2 separate regions of the Homo sapiens genome follow, and region 1 is linked to region 2. The links are chromatin loops, found by intact Hi-C in ENCODE. Cell type or tissue: B cell. All regions are shown on one strand. Links, peaks and the distances in the headings refer to the core of each region. The heading gives the core; the rest is flanking DNA.

Region 1 (2,897 bases), core at 102-2,601, 420 kb after region 2:
CTCTCCTGACACCTTCCTAGCTCCTGTGGGTCTCAGAGCCGTCCACATACATCTGACCTCCTCGTTCTGCTCAAAAGCCTCCTCCGGCTCCCCAGTGACCTTTGCCTGGAGGCCCAGCTGCTTTCCACAGCACCCAGGCCCTGTAGGCCCGCCCCAGCCCCTGCTCCGCACTCTGTGTGCGCCCAGCCCTCCTGGCTCCCTCAGTCCTGTGTGTCTGTCCTGCAGTTCCTTCTGCCTGGATACCCTTCCCTGCTTCCTGCTGCCAACTCCCCTGTCCGTCCTCCATGCCTTTGGGCCCTCTTCCTCTGTGCCCCCAAGGCCCCGGGCAGCCCCTCCATGGTCCCCCATCTGCAGCAGCCCGTTCCAGGGCTCCTTTGGGCAGGGAGGGCACCTCACTCATCACTGAGATGTGATGCCCGGCTCAGCCCCAACTTGCAGTAAAGCTCTCTCTACACAGTGCTGAGTGCCAGCTCGGGGTCCCCCATCACCCTGGGCTGCTACAGGGCGGGCACTCCGGGCCTTTCCCTGAGAGGGAGTTTCAGGCTGTTCTGGCCCCGGCAGTCCATCAGGATCTGCCTCAACACAGGTGAGCATCAGCAAGTAGCTAAGAAGCAGGGGCTCCACTGGAAGGACGCCCAGGGCTGGAGGCGTGTGTCCTCAGTCTTTTCCAGCAATGTGGGGAGAGCTGTGCTGTGTGGGTGCATGTGTGTGTGTAGATGTCATGCAGGCGGATGCATGGGTGTGCCTGCAGGGATCTGCCTGTGTACAGGCATGTGTGCAAGTATACACATATGCACATGGACACAGATGCATGGTTGCATGCATACATACGTGTGTGTAGGTATACATGTGTATGTATACATGAGCAGGCCTGTGTATCTGCATGTGTATCCACATGTGTACAGGCATGCATGTGCATCTGTGCATGTAAAAATGTAAGCATATATGTGTGTGTGTACACAGTGCATATGCATGTTTGTGTGTGTATGCATGCATGCAGGCGTGCATGTGTGTGTGCGCACAGTGCACATCCATGTTTGTGTATGTATGCATACATGCAGGTGTGCAGGTATGGGCCTGTGTGTGCAGGTGTGTGCAGGCATGTGTACACACGTGAGGGTTGCCCACTCAGTTGGTTTCCTCAGCACAGGCGTGGGAGGAGCCCAGGGTTGAACAGTCTGATGATTCCTGTTTCTCTTCTGCTGAGTCAGTGAACTGGCCTGTGTGTAACACTCCCCCCCGCCCACCTGTGAGGCAGCCAAAGTCCAGATGCTGCTGAAGGTCCCACCGGCCCAGAGTGTCTCAGAGTCCCCTTGAAGGACGTGGGGTGGCCCTGGACGGCTGTTCTCCAGCAGATAGGAATAGTCACATCTCGTGGAGCTGCAGGAGGGGAGGGCGCGCTGACCCGGGAAAGCCTCAGCCAGCCCCCGGCCCCGCCCCCGCCGAGGGTTCGGCGCCGCCAGGTGTCCTGGGCCCCTGTCCTTGCCTAGTGAGTCTTGCTTTCTTAGCTTAAGCTCACCCATGTGCGCTCCTCTGACCGGCTGCGGATCTGCTTTGGGACCTTGCCTGGTGCCCACGGAGCTGTGTCCTCACCTGTGGCGCCCTCCCCTGCAGCCCAGGCTCTCCGGGCTCGGGCGGGCAACGGCGCCCCCTGCTGGGCGTGGAGAACGCACGTTGACGTTGGGCCCAGAGTTTTCTCTTTCCTGCAGCACCTGAGCCGGCCGGGCAGGCGCCGGACAGTCAGGGGGACCAGAAGATGCCTGGGCAGCCCCGTCCTGAGCATACAAGCAAGGGAGGGTGCCTGACCTGCTGCGGAGGGCAGGTCGCATCAGACCCAGGGGCGTCTGAGCCGGGCCCTTGCTGGTCGATTTGGGCAAATAGAAAACGTCCCAGTGGTTGCTGTCACGGGAGGCTCTCAGAGCTGCTTCTTACCTGGCCCGGTGGTGCAATGTCCCTCAGGCAGAAGGCCCTCCGGACGGGGGTGAGTCAGGAAGAGACACAGCCCCGCAGCATGACCGGCTCCGTCCTCAGCTAGGACAGCCTGGGACCGTGCGCAGGGATCCCCGGCCTGTGGGGACACTGTCCCCAGGGAAGCAGCCTTCCCCTTCCCCGTGCAGCCCCACCACCCTTATCCCCAAGGTGCTGGCAGAAGCTTCCGCCTTGTGGACCCCACATGCAGACAGTCCTGCAGCTCAAGGTTGGTGGCAGAGGTGCCGCAGTTGGGCCTCCGTGTGCAGCCCCAGACCTGTTGCCTCTTGACGGTGGTAAGTGATTTATGGAGGAATGGCAAGCACAGGAACCCAGAGATGGCTTCTGTCTACAGAGCCAGAGGAAAGACTCAGCCAAACTGCAAGGCCAGGGAAAGCGTGTAAGAGAAAACTCGAGAGGTACCTGATGTTGCTTCAGTGTCTGAGGCTGGGACTAGAGGGATCAGGGTGGGCTTCCTGGAAGAGGTGAGACAGCAGGTGGTGCTCGTAGGACGCACAGCACTGGGGCCTGGAGTAGGAGAAGGCATGGATTGCTGAGAAGCAAGTCACACAGATGGTCGCTAGGGGCAGGGCTGGGCACAGCTGGCACTAACATTCAGGGAGAAGTGGCCAAGGAGGCTGCCAGCAGGAGTGCCACGTCTGGCACCTGGAGCACAGCGGGCACTGGGCTGTGCCAAGATCCCACGTCCTGCCAAGTGGCAGCCCTGGGGACAGCCAGGGAGAGTGCTGCTCACTCACACCTCTGCGCCCGCTCTCCCACACCTCTGCGCCCGCTCACCCACACCTCTGCGCCCGCTCACCCACACCTCTGCGCCCCCTCCCCCACACCTCTGCGCCCCCTCCCCCACACCTCTGCGCCCGCTCCCCCACACCTCTGCGCCCGCTCCCCCACACCTCTGCGCCCGCTCC
Region 2 (2,897 bases), core at 92-2,591:
TTCTCAAGAGAAGAACATGGAGGAGGAATGTGGATAACAACCCTGGCTGCCTGTGTGTTCCAAGCTAGGAAGATGTAATGTCCCCACAAACGGGGTAAATGGCTTGCCTGCGTCACAGCTGTCTCAAGCCCAGGCCCTGGGTGCCAGCCCAAGCCCAAGGACTAGGTCCAGAGCCACACAGCGCCAGGCCACATCCGCCTCACCTGGGACCTTTTGTGGGGTACAGTCTCCGGCCCCACCCAGACCTGCTGAAGGAGAGACCCCATGGCAAGGACTCAGCCACCTGCAGTTTCATAAGCCCCCAGTGGGTTCCTAGGCATGAAGACCACCGGTTAGAGGCTGAACTGGCAGGAACCTGTCTCCAGCCCCTTCTCACCCCAGCCGGGCCCTGCCTCAGAGGCAGCACCCAGGACGTGGCCATGACCCGTGGACTCCACTCAATCCCTCTTCTCCAGGAGCCATGCAAAGTGTCAGCCAGCCAGGCCCCTGGAAGGCAGTCATCACCTCTTAAGGCATTGCGGGTGTCGGTCCTGCAACTGCCAGGTGCAGCACACGACCCATGTCCGGTGTTCGATAGCAGGGAGCCATGACCTGGCAACGATTCCACGCTCAAAGGGGCACCCGGGGGGCCCTGGGTCGGGGCGGATCAGCTTTCCCTGGGCACATCTGCCTCATTCCAGATCTCCAGGGCTCATGTCTGTGACAGGGAGGGAAGGCTCTGCCCTGGCCTTCCGTCAGCTCTGCCAGTGCAGGCTGGGCAGCCTGGGCTTTAGAGCTGGCTTCTGCCCACACTTTCTCCGTGAAAGGAAAACAACTATGAGTCTGCCAAACGCATCTCAGATGCGTTTTAAAAAATTCTGGTCCCCGCTCTCTGTCCCATCATCTGCCTCGGGGACTTCCTCTCTCCGTGGTTCTCACCCCATACTCTGTCACTGCCACATTTTCACCTGGGCCTGGCCTTTGTCTCCACCTGAAACTCCTGAAAATCTTGAAATGGATTTCTAGGTCACTGGGGACTCCGGCAGCACATTCGGCTTCAGAATAAAGGGCGCCCGCGGTCCCCCAGCACCTGCCCAAGCCACACCCCTAGCTTCCCTCCCTATCCCTGCAGCCTGAGGGTCCCTTCAGCCACCCCTAAGTCCCCACCTGGGCTCCTGCCCCGCCCCTGGCTAGCAGCGCCTTCTCCACCGGGGCCCCTCTGCTCACAGAGCCCCCTCACCTCCCTGGGGATGAGGGGCCAGGCCATGACCCTGAAAGCCTAGCCCTGGCCTTGACCTCCCAGGAGCGCCCTCCCCGCCCTCTCCCGGCCCCGGCCCCGTCCTCTGCTGCTGGCCTCTGGGTCGTGCCCCGCAGACTGAGCTGCGCTTGGGGGTCCTGGCGGCCTGGGCCGTCCCGCACCGAACCCAGGCGGTCGGAGCCCGGCGGGGAGGCGCGAGGTCCTTCTGGGGGCTCCTCCGACGCCTGAGGGCGCTGCTTCCCCGCGGCCGCCCCGGGTTTCTGCGGAGCCGGGGCCTCCGCTCTCGGGAGACCCGGTGAGACCCCCGGGGAGGCCGCTGGGGAGGCGCGGGCTCTGCTCCCGGGTCCCAAATGCACCGGCTGCCCCTCAGGAGGGACGGCGACCTCCACCCACGGCGCTGGCGCCCGCACGGCCGCTCCTCCCGCTCCCGCAGCCTGGACGCCTCCCGAGGCCGCCCCGCCGGGCCCCACGCGCGGCCCCATCCGCAGGCCAGGACTGCCTTCCCGGAGCTGGCGGCCCCCAGCCTGGAGGAGCCGGCCCCAGACGCCCTCCCAGCCCTCCCCAGCCCACTCTGGCCCCGCAGCCCCCGCCTGGTCCGAGTGCGGGTCTCTGGCCCCGGCCTTTCCCGGGGAAGGAAAGCTCCCTTCACGCGCCCCAGGGAGGCGGCCAGGCTCGGAGCGTGGAATCCCTGCCCGCCGCGGACCGCAGGTTTTGGGCAAGCTCTGGCCTTCCTGAGCCTCAGTTTCCCCATCTCTATAATGGGGACGGCAGGGGTTTTTCTGAGGACCCCCAGGAAAAGCTCCAGGAAGCGCCTACTCACAGCGCGTGCTCAGTGGTGGCCCCGGAGCTGGCAGGGAGCAAACGCAACGGAATACGGCCGGGGTCGGGCGGTGGGGGTCTGGGTCGGGGTCAGGGTGGGGGTCGGATCGTGGTGTCCGCGGCGGGGGAGGCTCCGCGCACCGGCTGAGCAGCTCCGGACAGCGGGTGAGGGAAGGCGGCTTCCTCCTGCTTCGAGACCCATCCTCGTGCCCAGGGGAGCGCCTCAGGGAAGGAGGAGCCACGTTCCAGGGCACCTGGCTGGGACCTGCCGCAGCCTCTGCGCGCAGCGGGCTCCATCCCCCGGGCCACGGATTGGGAGACTGAGGCAGGCGCGAAGCCCGCCGCCCAGCCTCCGCTAGGGAGACCCCGGCCACCTCCAGGCAGTTTTCCTGAAGCCCGGGGCCAGGAGAAGGTGAGCGGCTGCCCGTCGGGGGTCGCCTGCGCCGGGTGGATGCGGCGGCACTTGGGTGCGGTGGGCTCCCAACCTCACTGTCCGACCAAAGGATCGCCCCGGCTGGGCGGGGACCTGGCGCGCCTAGGCCGGGAGGGGACAGCTGGTTTCGGGCGGCCTCTGCCCCAGTGACCTGTAGACTTTGGCTTTGGTTCAGGGACGTCTGGGGTTAAAAATGATCGTTTGGGTTCCCGCAGTACTGTTCGCGGTCTGAGCATCTCCACAACGCGCACATTCCCATAATGAATTTCCGAGAACCGGCACGCGTGCCTCCCCTCTTGGCTCCTGGGACTGCGAGGCCGGATCCAATCTGTGCGCCTCTGTGCGCAGGGACGGCTGATGGCCCGGTTCCGCCTGTCCGTGCCCCAGGATGCTACAGGAAGCTCAGAT

The links. Hi-C counts contacts between places; a loop is a spot of excess contacts. Peaks named below come from ENCODE experiments on the same cell type or tissue, not always from the same donor. Only the 100,000 strongest peaks of a DNase experiment are listed, where the experiment ranks them.
Region 1: it touches region 2 in a loop (10-fold over the local background); 17 of 110 quality-filtered maps call a loop at or near these places.

The regions. Positions count from the first base shown.
Region 1 is chr21:44,509,422-44,512,318 of GRCh38, reverse strand. All of the region lies in intron 9 of TSPEAR (thrombospondin type laminin G domain and EAR repeats), which reads left to right. TSPEAR-AS1 (TSPEAR antisense RNA 1) reads right to left here. Exons shown (of 7, transcript NR_103707.1): 6 at 2,392-2,496. Among named protein-coding and RNA genes, the nearest start is that of TSPEAR-AS1, 4.8 kb to the right of the region's middle. RefSeq lists a silencer at 1,546-1,595 and an enhancer at 2,733-2,897. In B cell, for the core only: CTCF peaks have their summits at 1,455 and 1,654 (motif pointing left); a DNase peak (open chromatin) is centred at 1,638; H3K4me3 peaks cover 456 bases; H3K27me3 peaks cover 737 bases.
Region 2 is chr21:44,931,385-44,934,281 of GRCh38, reverse strand. It overlaps LINC01547 (long intergenic non-protein coding RNA 1547), which reads left to right. Exons shown (of 4, transcript NR_027128.1): 4 at 1-998. Among named protein-coding and RNA genes, the nearest start is that of LINC01547, 7.1 kb to the left of the region's middle. RefSeq lists a silencer at 1,352-1,721 and an enhancer at 2,051-2,897. In B cell, for the core only: CTCF peaks have their summits at 1,254 (motif pointing left) and 1,457 (motif pointing right); DNase peaks (open chromatin) are centred at 894 and 1,481; H3K4me3 peaks cover 1,769 bases; H3K27ac peaks cover 1,303 bases.